Linked DNA regions of Homo sapiens: region 2 is linked to region 1. A link is an interaction called in ENCODE POLR2A ChIA-PET data of the cell type or tissue named here. Cell type or tissue: Caco-2. All regions are shown on one strand. Each heading gives the region's core, and the rest is flanking DNA. Links, peaks and the distances in the headings are about the cores only. Region 1 overlaps SVBP (small vasohibin binding protein). Region 2 has its middle 27 kb from the start of CFAP144.

Region 1 (5,382 bases), core at 192-5,191:
TAAAATATACATAAAATTTACTAGTTTCATCAGCCGCATTCTGTGTTTCAAGAATCATTTGCGGTAGTGTTAGTAACTATTTTCATCACTGTGTAGAATTCCATTTTTCTTAAAGATGACAGGAATATTCAAGCTTTCTAGTCAGTTTGGATCATTTTACTTTTCCTAGGAACTTGTTTCATTTAGGTTGTCAAATGTGTTGGCACGGAGTTCATAATGTTTCATTTTCATTTCTGTTATGTCAGTAGTTAAGTCTTCTTTCTAGTTCCTAATAATGTTTATTTGTGCCCACTCCCTTTTATGTTGATCTGTCATGTCAGAGGTTTGCAAGGTTTTTTTTAGTATTTTCAAGGAACCATCTGGCAGTCTTGGTGATCCTCTCTATTGTAGGTTTGGTTGCTTTTTCATTCGTTTCTGCTCTTTATTTTGTATTTTCTATTTGTCCCACTTCTAAGTTTCATTTTTTCCCCCTTCCTTGTCTTTTCAATTAATCAAGTTATAGCTCCTCTACACACACACACACTCTGTCTTTCATTTTTTTCTTCTACAAATTAGGAAGTTTTGTGATCTGTTTCTGTTCTTAGTGGGTGGATTAATTAAGAATAAAGAAAGATGATGAGGAATAAGGTGTAGTTACCCTGCCTTTCACCTGAGGATGTCTCTTGCCATCTTCTTTCCATCACCACTGCCTGCTGTAGACGATATTCCCACGACCTCCTGTCTGGACTGTTGTAACAGATGCCTCCTAAAGCACAGAAAGAATCAACGTTGCTTATGGCTGGGCACAGTGGCTCACGCCTGTAATCCCAGCACTTTGGGAGGCCGAGGCGGGAGGATCACATGAGGCCAGGAGTTGGAGACCAGTCTGGCCAACATGGTGAAACCTTGTCTCTACTAAAAATACAAAACTTAGCCGGGTTTGGTGGCGGGCACCTGTAATCTCAGCTACTTGGGAGGCTGATGCAGGAGAAATGCTTGAACTTGGGAGGCAGAGGTTGCAGTGAGCTGAGATCATGCCACTGCAATCCAGCCTGGACAACACAGCAAGACTCTGTCTGAAATATATATATAGCTCATATATATATGCGATATATACATACATATATAGCTTATATATATGAGCTATATATACATACATATATAGGCTTATATTATAGGTTATATATATAGGCTATATATACTACATATATACTATATAGTATATATACTATTAATAGTATATACTTTGGGAGGCCAAGGTGGGAAGATCTGTCATGTCAGAGGTTGCAAGTATACCATATACTATATATAGTATATATACACTATTAGTATATATAAGCTATATAGTGTATATAGCTTATATATATACTGTATACAGTATATATAGCTTATATACTATATATAGCCTATATATACTATATAGTATATATACCATTATTATATATATGTATACACTTTGGGAGGCTGAGGCGGAGGATCTGTCATGTCAGAGGTTTGCAAGTATAGTGTATATATATTAGTATATATAAGCTATAGTATATATAGCTTATATATTATAACATATATGCACTCTACTTATAACTTATATAAGCTATATATACTATACATAGTATGTATATATATATATATATATATATATATATACACACACACACACACTATATTCACATTGCTCCCCTGCACACTTATCTTTGCTGGCTCTCCAGAATCTGCCAGATAAAATCCAGATTCCTTGGCATGACATTTAAGACCCCAACATAATTTTCTTGCTTTCTCCAGCTCCCCAACCCCTACTCTATAATATCCTTTATATTGGCATGCTTGAAGTTTCCAGAACAGACTCTATACTTTTCCATTACATTTATTTACACATAAAGCCTCCCCCACCACCTGTCATGTCCCATGATAGATTTTAAGCTGAGATGGCCAATTTGCAGCCTTACAGAACTAGACCAGAAGATTATTTGTGGATAAATCTGATCTTCCTGTATGTAACTTCTACTTCACTGGTTCCTCAATCTCAATTGGCCACATGCTTGCTGAAGAGACTTGTTTTCTTCTTAAGGGATCCTACTAATCCCTTAAAGACCAAATCAAGCCACCTGCATCACTGCTGCTGTCTTGATTCTCCAGATGGAACTAATATCTAACTTTCCTATTCCCAGAGCACTGTCCCTGCATTACCACTACTGGTGAAATTCTGGTATTTTCAGAAGGCACCACCTGTTATGTCAGAAGATGCTTTGTGCAGCTGCTTCCATTGCTAACAGATGTATCTCTTTCTCTCATTCAGATCTATGCCCTCAACAGAGTCATGACAGAACTGGAGCAGCAGCAGTTTGATGAGTTCTGTAAACAGATGCAGCCTCCTGGAGAATGAGGCCCCAGGTTCAAACCAGATGGGATCCTGAGAGCTTTGAGAGGGTGTTGCCAGTTTTAAGCTGAGATGGCCCATTTGGAGCCTTACAGAACTAGACCAGAAGACATTTGTGGATAAATCTGAACTCACTTCCTGTGTGTAACTTCTAACTTCACTGGTTCCTCCCATCTGAATTGGCCACATGCTTGCTGAAGAGACTTGTTTTCTTCTTCTAAGACAGTGGTTTTGTTTTTTGGGTTTTTTTAAAAAAAAAAAAAAAACACACACAAAAAACACTTTTTCTATTGTTTGAGAAAAATCAGTGTTTCTCATGAAACTCTATATCTTCTCCAAAAATACAAATAAAATACTAATAAAATGTTCATTTGCTCATACTTTAGCAAATGCCTAGCCGTAGAAAATGGAGCACAAAGTAATGTGATAGGTAAGAAAAGTTGAGGTGAGCAGAAGGCACCCTCTCTCCTTCAGGAGCTTGGCAGAGAGGAGAGAAAGAACATGACTGCTTCCGGTTTTCATTCTTCCTGGGGCTAAAACTTTGCAGACCTTGCTGATCTCTAGTTTGTAGGCACACAGATAGAAATATGTGACCCCTTTACTCCCAGATGAGTCACTAGTCAGGGTTAGAGGCCTGAAGCTAGGATTCCCTCACCGGTGATGTGGAGAGCTAGCAGCAGGCTTGCATCAACAGCAAGAGGGGAGTGCAGGTGCTTTTTGTTTTTTGTTTTGGTGGCTGCCTTATCAGACCTAGAAATGGATTTATGGTGGAAATATTCAGACGTCCCTCAGAAACCAGCCACCCGCCCTCCGCCATTCAACAGCCATTTTTAGGTGTAGAAATGTAAGGTTGTTTCTGCTGCTGACATTTGTATCAAGAATGGTAGTTCATACCTGAATGCTTAGCTGTAGAGTTATTTTAATGCTGAGCAAAAGAAGAGATTGTTCTTCCAGGATATTTCATTTCCAGAAATTCCTTGGGAGTAGGGGGAGGAGGACTTAAGAGAGCTGAAAAAATACCACTCAGATGGGGCAAAGAGCCAGACACTGCCACCTGCTTTCCTCTAAGCTGGAAATGCTGGAAACACCTCAAGTTGTCCCTGTCTCCTCTGTCTCCCTGCTGCCTCTGAAGTCACTGAGAATACTTTTCCATTGCTCTGGCATATTTTAGGAGTAAACTGGGGAGTTAATGGGATGTTAAACATTATACCATTGTGGAGAATGTGTTTTTAGAGCCCAAGTTATAATTAAGGATAATCTCTACATAGATTATCTCCATAAATGGTAATTAGGTTCTGTAGCATCCTGCTAAATTTGGTTGAATGGAATTTTGTGTTTTCAGAGAAGTAGGGGGTTGGAGGGAGCTGTCCCTATAAACATACAGAAATACTGTCATATACTAAAAAGAGCAGTTTTGGAGCCAAATGACCTAGGGTACCCAACTACCAGTTATCCTCTCTGAACTGCACTTTTCCTATCTACATAATGGAATGGTATTTTCTTCCTCTCAGGAGTGTTGTTGAGAAATAATGTATGTAATAGATACTCAGTGCCTTAGTTCACTTTGTGCTGTTATAACAAAACCTCAGATTGGGTATGGTTTTTGTGGGTTGGTTGGTTGGTTGGTTTTTTGAGACAGGGTCTGGCTCTGTTGCCCAGGCTAGAGTGCAGTGGCACGATCTCGACTCATTGCAACCTTTGCACCTTTGCTTTCTGGCTCAAGCCATCCTCCAACCTCAGCCTCCTGGGTAGCTGGGACCACAGGCTTGCACCACCACACCTGCTAATTTTGTATTTTTTTGTAGAGACAGGGTCTGACTTTGTTGCCCAGGCTGGTCTCAAACTCCTAGCTCAAGTGATCCACCCGCCTCAGCCTCGCAAAGTACTGGGATTACAGGGATGAGCCAACATACCTGGCCTAGATTGGGTAATTTATGAAGAACAGAGATTGGTTTCTTACAGTTCTGGAAGCTGGGATGTCCAAGGTGGAGGGGCCCACATCTGCTGAGGGCCATCTTGCTACATTATCCTGTGGCTGAAGGTGAAAGGGCAACGGAAGAAGAAGGAGGCCAAACTTCAGCCTTTTATTAGGAACCCACTCCCAAGATAACTAGCCTACTCCAGCAATAACAGACAGCATTAATCATTCATGATGGCAGAGCCCTCATAACCTAATCATCTCTTAAAGTTTCCACCTCTTAACACTGTTGCATTGGGGATTATTTCTAACACACGAACTTTGGGGGACATATTCAAACCATAGCACTCAGAAAATGTTACTTCCCTTCCCAGCCACCTTTCAGATTGTTTCATGGGAAATGTTTTCAGATTTCACATAACCAGGAAAGACATGATCATTGTCTGGAAAGATTCTTAGTTGGGAACTGCTTGTATTAACATCTCTCAGCCTTGGGTATATTCTTGTCGTGGAGAAACACTCTAGTAGGGCACAAGTGGTTGTAAAATCAGTTTAGTAAATTATGACCAGCTTTTCTTTTTAATGAAATAACAAATTAGAAAATACCACATGTGGGGCCGGGCGCAGTGGCTCACGCCTGTAATCCCAGCATGTTGGGAGGCCGAGGCGGGTGGATCACGAGGTCAGGAAATCAAGACCATTCTGGCTAACAGGGTGAAACCCGGTCTCTACTAAAAATACAAAAAAAAAAAATTAGGCGTGGTAGCGGGCGCCTGTAGTCCTAGCTACTCAGGAGTGTTGGGAACAAGCCCCCCAAAATCTGGCCATAAACTGGCCCCAAAACTGGCCACAAACAAAATCTCTGCAGCACTGTGACATGTTATGATGGTCACAACACCCACGCTGGAAGGTTGTGGATTTACTGGAATGAGGGCAAGGAACACCTGGCCCACCCAGGGTGGAAAACCACTTAAAGGCATTCTTAACCCACAAACAATAGCATGAGCGATCTGTGCCTTAAGGACATGCTCCTGCTGCAGTTAACTAGCCCAACCTATCCCTTTAATTTGGCCCATCCCTTCATTTCCCATAAGGGATACTTTTAGTTAAT
Region 2 (5,382 bases), core at 181-5,180, 310 kb before region 1:
CTGCTTAAAGTGAATCAACTCTTTTCCAAACTGCTTTCAGCCTCCAGGCTTTGGAAATTTAATACCAAAGCCTGGTCCATGTTTTGATCAAAATTCTTGGGGCAACTGAGTACAGAGGCCCATCTAGGTTCTAGGAAATGTTAAGCAAAACAATGGGCCTTGCCCCAGGAAACACATCAATAAGGAAGACTCTGAAAGTTTCTATAAATTGAGCTGATAAATTGATCAACAAAAATATTGACATGAACACTGTGTATTCAAACTGGCATGCTAGTACAAATAAGGCAACAGCAAAGAGGGAGGAGACTCATATTTATTTCGCACAATAGAGTCCACTGTTGAAACATAAGCCTGCTTTTCTCAGTACACCCACCAGGCCAGTAAAATACTCAAGCAATGCTAAGTGATAAAGTTAAGCCTTTTATCAGACCTAATTAGGTCAGTCCCCTCTGATCTTCCAGAGCAAAAGTTGATCAAAAATCTACAGAAATATTAATGGCAAGTAACATTTATTAAATGTACTACAGTATCCCCTCATCTGTGGTTTCACTTTTTATAGTTTTAATTACCCATGATCAACTGCAGTCTGAAAATAGGTAAGTACAGCACAATAAGATATTTTGAGACAGAAAGGGGCTACATTCACATAATTTTTATTATGGTATATATATGTGTGTGTGTGTGTGTGTGTGTGTGTGTGTGTGTATATTTTTTGAGACTGTCTCTCTCTGTCTCCTAGGCTGGAGTTCAGTGGCATGATCTCAGCTCACTGCAACCTCCACCTCCCGGGTTCCAGCAATTCTCCTGCCTCAGCGTCCTTAGTAGCTGGGATTACAGGTGCGCACCACCACACCCAGCTAATTTTTGTATTTTTAGTAGAGACAGGGTTTCACCATGTTGGACAGGCTGGTCTCAAACTCCTGACCTCAAGTGATCTGCCCGCCTCGGCCTCCCAAAGTGTTGGGATTACAGGCATAAGCCACTGCGCCCAGCCTATTACAGTCTATTCTTATAATTGTTCTATTTTATTGCTAGCTATTGTTAATCTCTTACTGTGCCTAATTTATAAATTAAACTTTATCATAGGTACCTATCTATAGGAAAAAACATAGTATATATAGGGTATGGTACTATCTGTGGTTTCAGGCATCCACTGGGGACCTTGGAATGTATCCAGTGTGGATAAGGAAAAAAACGACAGTATTTTTCAGTTGTGTTTCTAAGTTCTTCAGATGTAAATGCAGAATCCTCCCAATGCTATTTTGCCCCTCATCTTACTGATGAAGGAACTGAGGCCCAGAGAGGTTAAGGCCACATTGAAATAACATGGTGGAGTTACAATTCAAAACCAGGTATTCATGCAAAAATCCAATTCAAATTGGATCATAGAACTAAATGTGAACGTTTTTAAAAAGACAAGACTTGGAAGTCTAAAGAGTTATGTTATGGTGATGTCAGCAAGATGGCAGAAGCTCCAGGTCCCTGTTCTCCCATGGAAACATCAAGTAAATGACAACGTATTTACTGAAAATCAGAGGCCGGGTGCGCCGACTCACGCCTGTAATCCCAGCACTCTGGGAGGCCAAGGCAGGCAGCTCACTCAAGGTCAGGAGCTCAAGACCAGCCTGGCCAACATGGCACAACCCTGTGTCTACTAAAAATACAAAAATTAGCTGGGTGTGGTGGCACATGCCTGTAGTCCCAGCTACTCGGGAGGCTCAGGCACGAGAATTGCTTGAACCCAGGAGGCGGAGGTTGCAGTGAGCTGAGATTGTACCACCGCACTCCAGCCTGGGTGACAACAGCAAGACCCTGTCTAAAAAAAAAAAATCTCGGCTCTTACAGTTGTAGGAGCTGTAGAAACCAGTCAAGGATCTGCAGCAACCAATCAATTAAACACCCAATCAAGACAAAGCAACACTTAACACAGTAGGAAATTGTGTTGCTTTTTTTTTTTTTTTTTTTTTTTTTTTGAGCCCTTGCCTACCTTCTCCTCAGTGCAACACAGTCAGGAGGAAGTCACACAATTCCCCTTTCAGAGGGAAAAGACTGGGACTTGTTTGCACTGTTCTGTCTTGTCTGGAGGCTGCCTGAGGAACTGATTTTTATCTCATCTGACTCAGCTTAGATGGGAACGGTGGCATAGTTGGATAGCAGGTTGGACCCCACTGAAAGCAGTGGCAGGTGCCATGGCACATGAAAACTGCCGGAGAACTGTAGACCCAAGGGCACTTGGAGCGGGAGATTACAGGCAGAGAATTACAATGGAACATCTAAGACCCTGAGAAGAAGCAGGGGTGAAAGTCTTAGGAAAATCAAGACGTTTAAAAGCCGCTGTGCATATCTTTGAAAAGCCCACAACTAACGTCATACTCAATGGTGAAAGACTGAAAGCTTTCCCTCTAAATTAGAAGCAAGAATGTCTCTTTTTATCACTCTATTCAACATAGTACTAGAAGTCTTAGCCAGAGAAATTAGGCAAGGAAAAGAAATAAAAGGCATCCAAGTTGGAAAGGAAGAAGTAAAATTATCTCTGTTCACAGACAACTTGGTCTTATAGGTAGAAAACCCTAAAAATCCCAACAAAAACAGTGTTGAAACTAATAAACCAATTTAGCAAAGTTACAAGATATAAAATCAACATGCAAATATCAGTTGTCTTTCTATGCACTAACAACAAACAATCCAAGAAGGAAATTAAGAACAAAATTTTATTTACAATAGCATCAAAGGGATAAAATACTTAGGAATAACCTTAGAGGCAAAAGACTTGTTCACTGCAAACTACAAATTTTGGTGAAAGAAATTAAGGAAGACACCCTTAAGTAGAATATCCTTTCCAATCCATGTTCATAGATTGGAAGATATAATATTGTTAAGAAGTCAATATTACCAAAAGGGATCTACAGATTTGACATAATGTCTATCAAAATCTCAATGATTTCTTTTTAGAAATTAAAAAATTACCTGGGCAATGATTCTATGAAAAAAAATCCACGTCAAACTAAGATAAAATCTCAAGGGACAAAACAATCGAAAAACAAAGTCGGGGAGGAGCCAAGATGGCCGAATCTACAGCTCCCAGCGTGAGCGACGCAGAAGACGGGTGATTTCTGCATTTCCATCTGAGGTACCGGGTTCATCTCACTAGGGAGTGCCAGACAGTGGGCGCAGGTCAGTGGGTGCGCGCACCGTGCACGAGCCGAAGCAGGGCAAGGCACTGCCTCACTTGGGAAGCGCAAGGGGTCAGGGAGTTCCCTTTCCGAGTCAAAGAAAGGGGTGACGGACGCACCTGGAAAATCGGGTCACTCCCACCCGAATACTGCGCTTTTCCGACTGGCTTAAACGGCGCACCACGAGATGATATCCCGCACCTGGCTCGGAGGGTCCTACGCCCACGGAGTCTCGCTGATTGCTAGCACAGCAGTCTGAGATCAAACTGCAAGGCGGCAGGGAGGCTGGGGGAGGGGCGCCCGCCATTGCCCAGGCTTGCTTAGGTAAACAAAGCAGCCGGGAAGCTCCAACTGGGTGGAACCCACCACAGCTCAAGGAGGCCTGCCTGCCTCTGTAGGCTCCACCTCTGGGGGCAGGGCACAGACAAACAAAAAGACAGCAGTAACCTCTGCAGACTTAAATGTCCCTGTCTGACAGCTTTGAAGAGAGTAGTGGTTCTTCCAGCACGCAGCTGGAGATCTGGGAACGGGCAGACTGCCTCCTCAAGTGGGTCCCTGACCCCTGACCCCTGAGCAGCCTAACTGGGAGGCACCCCCCAGCAGGGGCACACTGACACCTCACACAGCAGGGTATTCCAACAGACTTGCAGCTGAGGGTCCTGTCTGTTAGATGGAAAACTAACAAACAGAAAGGACATCCACACCAAAAACCCATCTGTACATCACCATCATCAAAGACCAAAAGTTGATAAAACCACAAAGATGGGGAAAAAACAGAACAGAAAAACTGGAAACTCTAAAACGCAGAGCGCCTCTCCTCCTCCAAAGGAACGCAGTTCCTCACCAGCAAGGGAACAAAGCTCGATGGAGAATGACTTTGAGAGCTGAGAGAAGAAGGCTTCAGATGATCAAATTACTCTGAGCTACGGGAGGACATTCAAACCAAAGGCAAAGAAGTTGAAAACATTGAAAAAAATTTAGAAGAATGTATACCTAGAATAACCAATACAGAGAAGTGCTTAAAGGAGCTGATGGAGCTGAAAACCAAGGCTCGAGAACTATGTGAAGAATGCAGAAGCCTCAGGAGCTGATGTGATCAACTGGAAGAAAGGATATCAGCAATGGAAGATGAAATGAATGAAATGAAGTGAGAAGGGAAGTTTAGAGAAAAAAGAAAAAGAAATGAGCAAAGCCTCCAAGAAATATGGGACTATGTGAAAAGACCAAATCTACATCTGATTGGTGTACCTGAAAGTGATGGGGAGAATGGAACCAAGTTGGAAAACACTCTGCAGGATATTATCCAGGAGAACTTCCCCAATCTAGCAAGGCACGCCAACGTTCAGATTCAGGAAATACAGAGAATGCCACAAACATACTCCTCGAGAAGAGCAACTCCAAGACACATAATTGTCAGATTCACCAAAGTTGAAATGAAGGAAAAAATGTTAAGGGCAGCCAGAGAGAAAGGTCGGGTTACCCTCAAAGGGAAGTCCATCAGACTAACAGCGGATCTCTCGGCAGAAACCCTACAAGCCAGAAGAGAGTGGAGGCCAATGTTCAACATTCTTAAAGAAAAGAATTTTCAACCCAGAATTTCATATCCAGCCAAACTAAGCTTCATAAGCGAAGGAGAAATAAAATACTTTACAGACAAGCAAATGCTGAGAGATTTTGTCACCACCAGGCCTGCCCTAAAAGAGCTCCTGAAGGAAGCGCTAAACATGGAAAGGAACAACCGGTACCAGCCGCTGCAAAATCATGCCAAAATGTAAAGACCATCGAGACTAGGAATAAACTGCATCAACTAACGAGCAAAATCACCAGCTAACATCATAATGACAGGATCAAATTCACACATAACAATATTAACTTTAAATGTAAATGGACTAAATGTTCCAGTTAAAAGACACAGACTGGCAAATTGGATAAAGAGTCAAGACCCATCGGTGTGCTATATTCAGGAAACCCATCTCACGTGCAGAGACACACATAGGCTCAAAATAAAAGGATGGAGGAAGACCTACCAAGCAAATGGAAAACAAAAAAGGCAGGGGTTGCAATCCTAGTCTCTGATAAAACAGACTTTAAACCAACAAAGATCAAAAGAGACAAAGAAGGCCATTACATAATGGTAAAGGGATCAATTCAACAAGAAGAGCTAACTATCCTAAATATATATGCACCCGATACAGGAGCACCCAGATTC

What was found. Peaks named below come from ENCODE experiments on the same cell type or tissue, not always from the same donor. Only the 100,000 strongest peaks of a DNase experiment are listed, where the experiment ranks them.
Region 2: POLR2A ChIA-PET joins it to region 1 with 6 read pairs; 2 of 35 experiments call an interaction of 5 or more read pairs at or near these places.

The regions. Positions count from the first base shown.
Region 1 is chr1:42,804,391-42,809,772 of GRCh38, reverse strand. It overlaps SVBP (small vasohibin binding protein), which reads left to right. Exons shown (of 3, transcript NM_199342.4): 3 at 2,273-2,721. The coding sequence ends at 2,359. Among named protein-coding and RNA genes, the nearest start is that of ERMAP, 10 kb to the left of the region's middle. In Caco-2, for the core only: no CTCF peak of the experiment used is centred there; no DNase peak of the experiment used is centred there.
Region 2 is chr1:43,118,183-43,123,564 of GRCh38, reverse strand. No RefSeq gene overlaps it. Among named protein-coding and RNA genes, the nearest start is that of CFAP144, 27 kb to the left of the region's middle. RefSeq lists enhancers at 1,642-2,163, 2,712-3,352, 3,353-3,994. In Caco-2, for the core only: no CTCF peak of the experiment used is centred there; a DNase peak (open chromatin) is centred at 3,194; H3K4me3 peaks cover 1,715 bases.